Regions from separate parts of the Homo sapiens genome. Here region 2 is linked to region 1. Evidence: read pairs that join two places in POLR2A ChIA-PET (ENCODE). Cell type or tissue: PC-3. All regions are shown on one strand.

Region 1 (5,000 bases):
CATTTTCCCTTCTGTTAAAAATGAAGAAAATAAAAGTGACTATCGCTAAGGGTTGTTTCAGGGATTAAGTGAGTTCACATTTGTTAAACTCTCAGAACATCCTGACATATTCTAAATATATGGTACACTACTTTCGATAAATAATATCTTTAAAAAATGTCCTCATCTTTTTTTTTTTTGGTTTTATTTATGTATAGTATGCTTACACAATGGGATCTTTGTCTATGATATCGAAGACTTTCAATGGCAGCTCATTGTCCAGAATGGCAGACATTCTGGTCATTGTCCAGAAAGTTTTAGAAGGTGGAATTTAATGTATTCTGAATACAGAACTCAATCCAGATATCAAATTGCCTTGGTGAGATTTACTTCTCTGGTTAAAGTATGATGCAGGTAAAGTTCCAATCCTGATTAATGCAGTTGTGGTCAAAGTTTAATTATATTTTGGAAATGTAGTATTTAAGTGACATCTATCACTTAAATACTATCATAAATGCTGAGTCCCATGGTGGTATTGATGGACCTGAAAATATATGTTTTTTCAAGTGCTTTTACAAGTGAAAAAATGTAGCTAAAATGTTATTTCTCTATTCTATTTAAAATTAGGTTTCTTGGAAAAGCTTTCATTTTCTGAAATAAACATCCCCTTGAGCCTGGTGGTATGTATAAATATGGATTCACGAAATGTGGGTTTGCTTAAAAACAAGATATGCCCAACGAACTTTGCTTCCTTTTTTGATAGAGTGGGGAGACTGCTGGGGAGGGGAAATTCCACAGACAAAATGTGTCTGGATTTCAGGAAGACGTTTGATAGAGTCTCTTATGACGTCCTTGTGGGAAAGATGAAGGTACACGAGCAGAGTGACAGTGAAACTAGGAGGCTTCGTGGCCAGTTGGACAGGGATATGTGAAGGGCACTGAATTCCAGGTGGTGCCACTTGGGAGGGAGGCTGCAGGGCTGTCTGTGGACCTCACCTTTTTGGCCATCTTGACCTGAGGTTTGGATGATCTCAATCGTGAGGAAAAATTAAGAAACCATATCAAATAAGAATATGAAGTTTAAAGTAAATAAATCCTTCATTTTAGTCCAGAACTTTAGTGTGCATTTGTGCTGGGGGGAAGATCTTACTTTCTGTGGGAGAAAGGCTGAGGGTTTTTGTTGGCTGTGGGCACCACATGAATGACCAGTGTGAAGCAACTGCTGTAAGGATTAAGGATGCCTTTTAATTAGAAATGATTTTGGTAATAAGGAGGCTGTAGTCCCACTATGCCCTGCTATAGTCAGACTACATTTAGGGAGTTTTTCAGTACTAGCTATCGCATTTCCATTTTGTGGGGAGAGTTGCTACACAGCTGGAGTGAACCCGGGTAGTGAAAGGCCTGAAAAGCGACTTAAACAAGGAACCGTTGAAGGACCTTGGGACAGTTTAGCTAGACAAGAGCAAGCTGGGAAAGTGGATTAGTGAGCTGATATCTGGTTTCAAATATTTAAAGGAAGGTCAAGTAGAACAGGGAGCAAACTGCTGCATCCCTCCGGTACCAAATAGGGGCTAACAGGGGTGATTTAAGCAATGAGAGCTGTTAGATAATAGAATGATTTGCTCATTGTTTGGATGAATTTAAGGAGAGGGAACAGGAAGGCTGTTTAGGAAAGTTGTGGACGTCATATATCCGGAGGGCTAAAAGCATGGGCTTGGGAGCCGAGCAGATTGATGCTTGAGTTCTGGCTTTGCTAGTGGCTGAGTGACCTTGGGCAATGCATTTAATATTTCCATGACTCAAGTTTCTAATCTACACAATGCAGAAAATAATAGCACCTTTCTCCTGAGGTGGCTGTGAGGATTTAAATGAAATAATTCATGTGAAATGCTTATATTACCTGGCATTGAGTTAATATTCAATAAATGACAGGTATTGCTATGACCAGTCCTGATGTGAGGGAGGGCTAAACTAGATACTCTCCTTCCCAAATCTTATATTTCATATTTCTGTTCAATGTAGGGATTAAAAGGGACAAATGCATCTAGGTCATAGCCCTAGAGAGCCTTTGATTGCTTTCCCCCCCTTTGTTCTACTCAGTGCTCCTTTCAACTTCTTGAGGCGTGCATCTTGGGGAAGAAGTGTCAATCTTCTTTTTCTCAAATACATGTCACTAAAAATAAAGTGGCAGTGTACTTGAGAAGGTGCGCTCCATTCTGAGGACCCAGGGAGTGTGCTTTTGCTCATGTTCTTGGGAAATGGTAATCATATTATGCAGAAAACCAGAAAAGGATATGCCTAAATTCAAATTGTGTCAGAGATTTTTATGCCTACCAATTTGTTATTGTTTCTATGCCTTGTATTAATATAATATGACTTGAATAAGTATTTAAATAATTGTGCAATTAAAAAGAATTATATTCATTGTTAGAGAAAAAAAGGCAAATGCAACAGAGGCGGCATAACCACACATTATGTTTTTATCCAACTTCCTGGTCGAATCCTGCCACGGTTTGCTGACAGTATGCCCACGCCACATTTTTTGAGAGAAAAAACCATTTCCAGGAGCCTAGCTTTTCTTCATCCTTTCCCACAGCCACCTCCTGCCTCTAAAGTGCTTGAAGACACAGTAGGAAGGCACCAGAGGGCATTCTCAGACCATCTATTTTCAAGGAAATACAGCTGGGAAGTACAAAACAATTCTCCACTTCGGCCAGTTTTGGATGAAATGGTGGTTTCTAACACACACTCAGAAACACTTGGAGTCTGAAAGCTGCCATGCTAAACAAACTGCCATTCAACCTTGGGGTATCAGCAGAGGCATTTGACTGAGTGATCCCAATTCACAGGACAGTCAACGTTGTCCTCAGAAGCTGGGCAGGCAACATGGGCAAGCAGAGAAACCTGCCTGAAAATCCAGAGATGTGGGGCTCTTGGTTCCAGCATTAACTGCTTTTTGACCTTCAGCAAATTACTTTGTGCTCCAAATCTTAGTTTTCTCATCTATAAAAGGAAGATACGAAAGAATACATGAAGATCATTTTGAAGTCTAACTCTCAGTGGTTGAATTCCTTTCTTTTTTTACTCTCCCTCCCTTCCTTCCTTCCTGATTAAAGGAGAAACTGGGATATACTAATACTGTGTTTGGAGTAGGTCTGCTCTGACCTTCTAGTGCTGAAGAGACAGTCTCTGAGGATTGGCAACACACACTGCTCATTGTCGAGTTGAAAGTTGAGCACTCAGGCTTTGAGTGGCTTTCAGGTTTATTCAGGCTTTTCTGACTGGGGCATGCTTACCTTCTTCGTTGGAACAGCCATGGGACGTATATAGTCTAGCATCTTGGAACATTGACTCTACACAAGAATTCTGGAGAAAAATATGACATTTTTAGTGTTAAATAGAGATATTATGGAACATAGGTTAAAATTTTGCGTGCATTTTTACTGTGAAAGAAGACTTTAAAAATGTGGGATCTGTAGTTGGATGCTTTGGGCTGTACTTTTGTATCTCCTAAGATTAGAATTATCTCTTTGTATTATTTGGAGTGTATTGGAGGGAAATTTTAGGAAAGCTTACCCCTTGGGGTACGTTTTGAATGTGTCTCAGGCTGGGTTCCCTTGAAGCAGAGCCTGAGGCAAGCATTTAGCTGCATGCAATTCCCTGAGGGCATGGCATATTCTTTAGGGGGAAAAACCTACTAATAAGAGAGAGATGCAGGAGAGGAAAGGGCAAAGAGCTGTACAATGATGTCTTCTCAAGGACTGTGATCTGATTCATTGTGTGCGTGTGGGTGGGTTCTGATGAATGATTCACACCACAGAATTGACTCACCTTGAGGCAAGGGGACTGGAATTTTGTACACCCATATCAGTTGGTCATTATTTACAGGTAACCATAGGTGAAGCCTGAAAGGCGACAGTCTTCAGTCAGGAGGCAATTCCCCAGAGAAAGGAACAGCTATAAGCTGTATGTAGTCATGGTGTGCTAGAGTCAGCTCACCACAGCTCACGAGTGCTGTGTGCACATCACTTCCCAAATGCCCTTTCTGTGACTTCACCCTGACAGCTTGCAATCGGCCAGGACAGAAGCATTACATCATGAAAATCAACAAAAGCTACAAATCCCAGGCCTTACACTCCACAGGCAGCCAGATGTTAAACGTTTACCAGCATGGCCCTGGCCAACCTTCTCTGTAGCGAGAGGCTGGTGTCCTAGCTGGTGAAGGGGATCGGAGGAGGGCACCAACAGCATCTACTACATTGGAGTTACAGAGGATTTGCCCACAAATGATCTCCCCAACTAATTCGTCAGTTGGCAAAGCCATTCCTTTAGGGGTTGCCTTTCCTAGCCGGAAGAGGAGATGTATATACTATTGAGAATCATAGAACCAAGAGTCCACCACACTCCAGTCAAAACGACTGATTATGTTTTATAAGTGCAAGAGAAGGGCAGAGAGGAGGTGAGGAAAGTGTGTCATCGGAATTACCTGCAGTAAGGGGCAAGAAAGGGCTTATATTGCCTGAGGACAGAATTTAGAATAGCATTGATGCTATAGTATTTTTTTGAAGATTTTTTTTTCTCAGAATTTATTATTTAAAACACTGCACTTGACTGACTTCATTGATAGTTAGACTTTTTATTGTAAAATATTTATTGAGGAAAATTTCAAATATACATAAAATATATCTACAGCTAATGAAGAGTATAATAAACCCTCACCCCTCAGATTCAAAAATTATTAACTTATAGCCAATCTTCTTTCATCTATATCTCTACTCACTTCCTCTTGGGAGCATGGGAAGTTTTGGAGACTTAGTTAATTGGATAAAAGTTGATTGTGGCTAGAAAAAAGCCAGAGGCTGGCTGTGATAGCTTACGCCTATAATACCTGGACTTTGGGAGGCCGAGGTGGACAGTTGCTTGAGCCAGGAGTTTGAGCCTGGGCAACATGGTGAAACCCTGCCTTACTAAAAATACAAAAACTGGCCGGGCGCGGTGGCTCATGCCTGTAATCCCAGCAC
Region 2 (5,000 bases), 230 kb after region 1:
TTATTTTGAAATTTTCTTTCAGATAGTTCATATAGCTGTGTTTTAGCAAGGTCTGGTTCTGATGGTTGCTTTGCTTTGTGTGTTCTTTCTTTCCTATTTGTATACCTTTTAATATTTTTTGAAAGCTGGATAGCTTGTATAGGACAGAGGAGACTGAGGTAAATAGTTTTTATGCCTGAAAATGGGCATATCTTTCCTTCTGTTGGGTCTTTAACATGGGAATTTGAGTTGGTTTAGTTAAGGGTGGAGCTAAGTTTGATATTTGCTATTGCTGTGATTACCCTCAATACTCCAGATGACTCAAATTTCTTAGTGATGCCTTATGTTTAAGGTGGTGATTCATTATCCAGAGCAATGTCTGTTTGGTCCTGCACCCTAAGTCTTTCCTCTCTACTTTGCCTTACAGTGGGTCTAATTTGCACATTCTTGCTCCTTCAATGGCCTTCTCCCTGCAGTATTCTTATTGTTATTTAAACTTATTTTCTTGGATGACAGTGGAAGAGAGCATTCTCTATTGTTATAAATTTCAGGCTTATGTAGAATTTTAGGAGTGTGGCTTTCTTAATGCTTCTTCTCCTTCCCTGGCTGTTATTTTTGGTGCAGTGTGTATTTCTGCCCCTGACACAAGATTAGGCTTTTTTCTCTTTTAATTTTTCTTCTCTCAGCTACAAAGAATTTTTACCTACGCCTTAAAGGCAAGAGTGATTTTTGTTCCTGCCTAACCATCTCTTTTCCTTTCCCCACCCGTATAGTTTAAGACTTTTGTTCAATAGAGGAGACAGACAAAAAACTCTGGTGAAGTTTCCGGTTTCTCTCATATAGCTGCTATTTTTCCCCAGGTTTGCCTCACAATTAAGACTTTCTATTTCTGTGATCAGCTGGTGGGGTTTGCAGGGAAAGAGGGGCAGGAGGGTATGAACTCTTTAAATTTCTGTGTCTCTTAGTGGTTTCCTGCTGTCCTCCCAGTCTTGCTTTGGCCTTCATGAATTCACCAATTATTTGAGTCAGAATCTGATTGATGTTCAGTTACTTTTGATCTAGGTAAGAGAGTGCTCATATCTCCTATCTCCCAGCAGGCAACTGTTTTTCCTAAAATTTTGAGCCAGTTATTTGTTTGCAAACTCAGTTCTCTGATGGGTTCAAAAAGTGTTATGGATTTAAATCTAGTTTAGCTCATTTTCCTTGTAAGATTAATAGTGATATTCCTTGCAGCTAACATTGTCAGATAAAACACAGGATATACAGTTAAATTTGATTTTCAGATAAACAATGAATACTGTCTTAGTATAAGTATATTCTATACAAAATTTAAGTTTAAATGGGTGTTCTATATTTTTATTTCCTATATCTGGCAACCCTACTTTGAGCTCCCTATATCTTAGTGCTGAAGTTCCCATTATCATTATTTTCTTCTTTCTTCTTCTTCTTCTTCTTCTTCTTCTTCTTCTTCTTCTTCTTCTTCTTCTTCTTCTCCTCCTCTTCTCCTTCTTCTTCTTCTTCTTCTTCTTCTTCCTCTTCCTCTTCTTCTTCTCTTTCTTCTTCCTCTTCCTCTCCTTCTCCTCCTTCTCATCCTCATCCTCATCCTTACCTTCCTCCTTCTCCTCCTCCTCCCTCTTATTATTATTCTTTCTTTTTTTTGGGGAAGTACTATCACAAACAAGTTTCATGATTAAAGAATGTTTTAAAACAAAGGGTATTTTTAAAAAGGATTTGAAAGAAAAATATAATAGTAAACACAAAAGAATCAAGTAATGGTGATATTTGGTGTTTCAATGAAGAGTGTAATTTTTAACTTGAATGATTTTTATCTCTCTGCTGCTCTCTCATGCATACTATATAAGCTGGACTGCAATTTAGCTTTAGTGATCAGTTTCATTTTTTCATTTATTCATTAATGATATGATTTTTCCTACTTTGGGATCATGGAGTTCTGCGACAACTGTGGGTAGTGATGAATATTCTTCTGAGAAAAATTTGTATAACACTTACACTTATGATTTCAGAGGTTGACATATCTTGTAAAGACCTTCTATAAAACCTTAGATGAGGCAGAGAGGGAAGAATTATTGAATGTTGCCTCAGCCTATTAATGTCATGTCAAACATACAGAGTGGTGTCATATATTATGGAATGTGAGACAGCATGCTGATTAGATATGTCCCAGTCTGATAACATTTTGGTCAAGGAGATACTTATTTTAGAAATAGCTTAATTTAACCATTTTCTGCTTGAGATAATGATCCATTTGCATTTTTATTTATTTCTATGTTTCACATAGCTATCCATTGCACACAGCAGCAATTTTTTTGGACTTCCAAACTCTAGTAGTCATGCCGTGAAGCTAAACTTGGATGATCTATCAGAACAGACAGACCTGTATTATTTTCAATTGTGTTTCCTATCCTGGACATTTTTCAAAGTTATGAATTTCCATATTCACCACAGACATATTTCTCTACTTTCCATATATTATAATATTCCCAAATATAGTGGCTGAGTCATGGGGACAAAAGAATTTCATAGGAACATAAAGATGGTAACTTCTTTCCATAGTTCTTTAAGTTTCTTGTTCTAAACAGGAGTTGGAAAGATACAGCTGGCAGACTAGCATTGTCTATGGCTGTTTCATGCTTAAAGGACAGAAATGAGCCATTGTGACAGAGACTTTATGGTTCACAAGCCATATTTGGTATATGGTCCTTTAATAGAGAGTTTGCTGACTTCTCTTTTAGACAAAATACAAAGAAAGATAAGAAAAGAACAAATTAATACATGACCACAGGCTGTTGTGTGACTCATTTAGTTTCCACAGCAAGCTTGTTGCTATGTGAAATTTGCTTATTTATACTTAAATTCTTTAGAAGGCCCCAAGTTGCCCCGAGATGCTCAGAAGCAATTTGAATAGCCTCTTTAGGCTAGTTTGGAAAATTTCCTCAATTCTCCCTTCTATTTTCATCCCTCATTAGTTTTGGGATAAATATCAAGTACAGTTGAGAGCCAATCAGCTTGGGTTTTGGGATAAAAAATGAGCAGAGTTGAGAGAGAGAATTAGAAGTTTTATCTCAGCATGAGATCAGGAAGGAAAAGAGAGAACACTATGTAATCCAATAATAAATGCATTTTATTTGGTGGTCTCTTTTATCATTATTGAAAATTTTGCCAGTGATTTTAAAAGGAAAGAAATTTTCTTTCTAATTTAGAAAATCCTGAGAGGGCATTACATTTTTCTTTTTAAAAAATAGATCTATAGAATTTCTTGAAAGGTCAGTTGTAAAATGCTCTTTCTCACTGACACATACAGACACATACAGACACAGACACAAAGACACACACACACACACCCCTTTTGTAAAAATTTTTATCTGGATTCTGGGGCAAAGACTATGAGGCGAACATTTGGAATTTGGCCTTCTTTCTGCAGAGAGCTGTCAGGTATTACATAAGCTCTACAGAAACTGGTTTTGTTTGAGAAACTGAAATAGGCTACACATCTTGGAGTCTAGGTGCAGTTGACCAGATAGCTGATCCCAGCAGTAATCAGAGGTATTCTTTATACTTCTGTAAAAATAACAAAAAGATTAACTGGGAGTTAAACCTGCACCATGGAATTAACTTAAACAAATATATTTGCTAGGGGTTCTCAATTGTTATACTGTATATGATAAACTGATACCCTGCAAACATTTCAGGTTGGGCCACTGAATTTTGATCCAAGCATACAGTGTATTTGAGTTGTGATAGTGTGTATATGCTGTTGTGGCAGTGTCTGTCAGAGGAAATGTTGGGCTGAACAGGTTTTGTGCCGGTAGGGTGAGAAATGCTATGAATAAGAGATAAGAGGCATCATATTGTACTATAAAGCCAAGGAAAGTATATATATTTACTAGAATTTGCTAGAAATTTTGTTCTTCAATATATAAGAAACAAAGAACCATCAATACCTTAATCACTCCTTGACCTGTTAACATTGTGCTGAAAGGAGACAAAATGCCTTAGCTTGGGTTCCTACCCCTTAACCAAAAACAGTCTGAAACAAAGGGTTGAGTGGCAGTTTATTTTGCAAAATGACTTCTTTGAGAGGAGGTTAACAGGTAGGAGGGAAAGCCAATGAAGAATAGATAACTGAGTTAATCACTGCTGTCAGTAACTGGTGCTTGATGTGTGCAACCTATATTTCAGAGCTGTCCATCTGTGAGACCAAAGAGGAAACATGTTTCCACTGGCTCCTACCCTTCACTGGTCAAGGGTTGCCCCACTGGGTGGTAACCCTCTCATAGTTCCAGGTCTGCACATGTGTAATGCTGAGCAAGTTCCCACAGGAGCCCCAGACCAGCGGTGTCAGAAAGTTCAGAACACAAAGTGAGCAATTAACAGTATTTACACTTAAGGAGAGGTGCTGTCAGACTATACCTGCGAGAAGCTGGTTGCCATAGCAACAGCTGGACTACAAGGTGTACTGTGAGGATATTAGGTAGGAACCAGAAGCGTGCATTAGAGTTATTTATTGCTGGTAACAAATTACCCCAAAACGTAATGGCTTGAAACAATAGCATTTATTATCTCCATTTCTATAGGCCAGGAATTCAGGTGGGGCTTAGTTGAGTCCTCTGTTTCTCTCACAGGCTGCCTGAGAGTCCCAGGCATAGTTATAGTCATCTCAAGCCTCTACTTGGGAAATATCTGCTTCCAAGATTACTCACACGTTGTTGGTAGAATTCAGTTCCTTGTGAACTGGATTGGGTTGTTGCTAGTCCTTATGATACCATATGATATGGCAAGGTGAAACATTGGTAGAGGCATACGTATAAAAATAGTCTCTCACTCCCTCTCTGCTTTCTTAACCCCTTAATTTTGGTGGTCTAGTTGCTGCTAAAAATAGTCTCAAAGACATTTATAGTTTACGTTGTGATGCTTTAGGGGTTCCCTCTCTGTACAGGACACATTCTAGGCAGCAGAGCTATTTCCTGAAGATGCTACTCCCTCTTTCTGAAATACCTTTT

The links. Peaks named below come from ENCODE experiments on the same cell type or tissue, not always from the same donor. Only the 100,000 strongest peaks of a DNase experiment are listed, where the experiment ranks them.
Region 2: POLR2A ChIA-PET joins it to region 1 with 5 read pairs; 3 of 35 experiments call an interaction of 5 or more read pairs at or near these places.

Annotation. Positions count from the first base shown.
Region 1 is chr5:82,362,057-82,367,056 of GRCh38, forward strand. No RefSeq gene overlaps it. Among named protein-coding and RNA genes, the nearest start is that of RPS23, 86 kb to the left of the region's middle. RefSeq lists an enhancer at 3,140-4,339. In PC-3, a CTCF peak has its summit at 2,628 (motif pointing right); DNase peaks (open chromatin) are centred at 2,625 and 3,945; H3K27ac peaks cover 2,514 bases.
Region 2 is chr5:82,590,890-82,595,889 of GRCh38, forward strand. No RefSeq gene overlaps it. Among named protein-coding and RNA genes, the nearest start is that of MIR3977, 250 kb to the right of the region's middle. RefSeq lists an enhancer at 202-743. In PC-3, no CTCF peak of the experiment used is centred here; no DNase peak of the experiment used is centred here.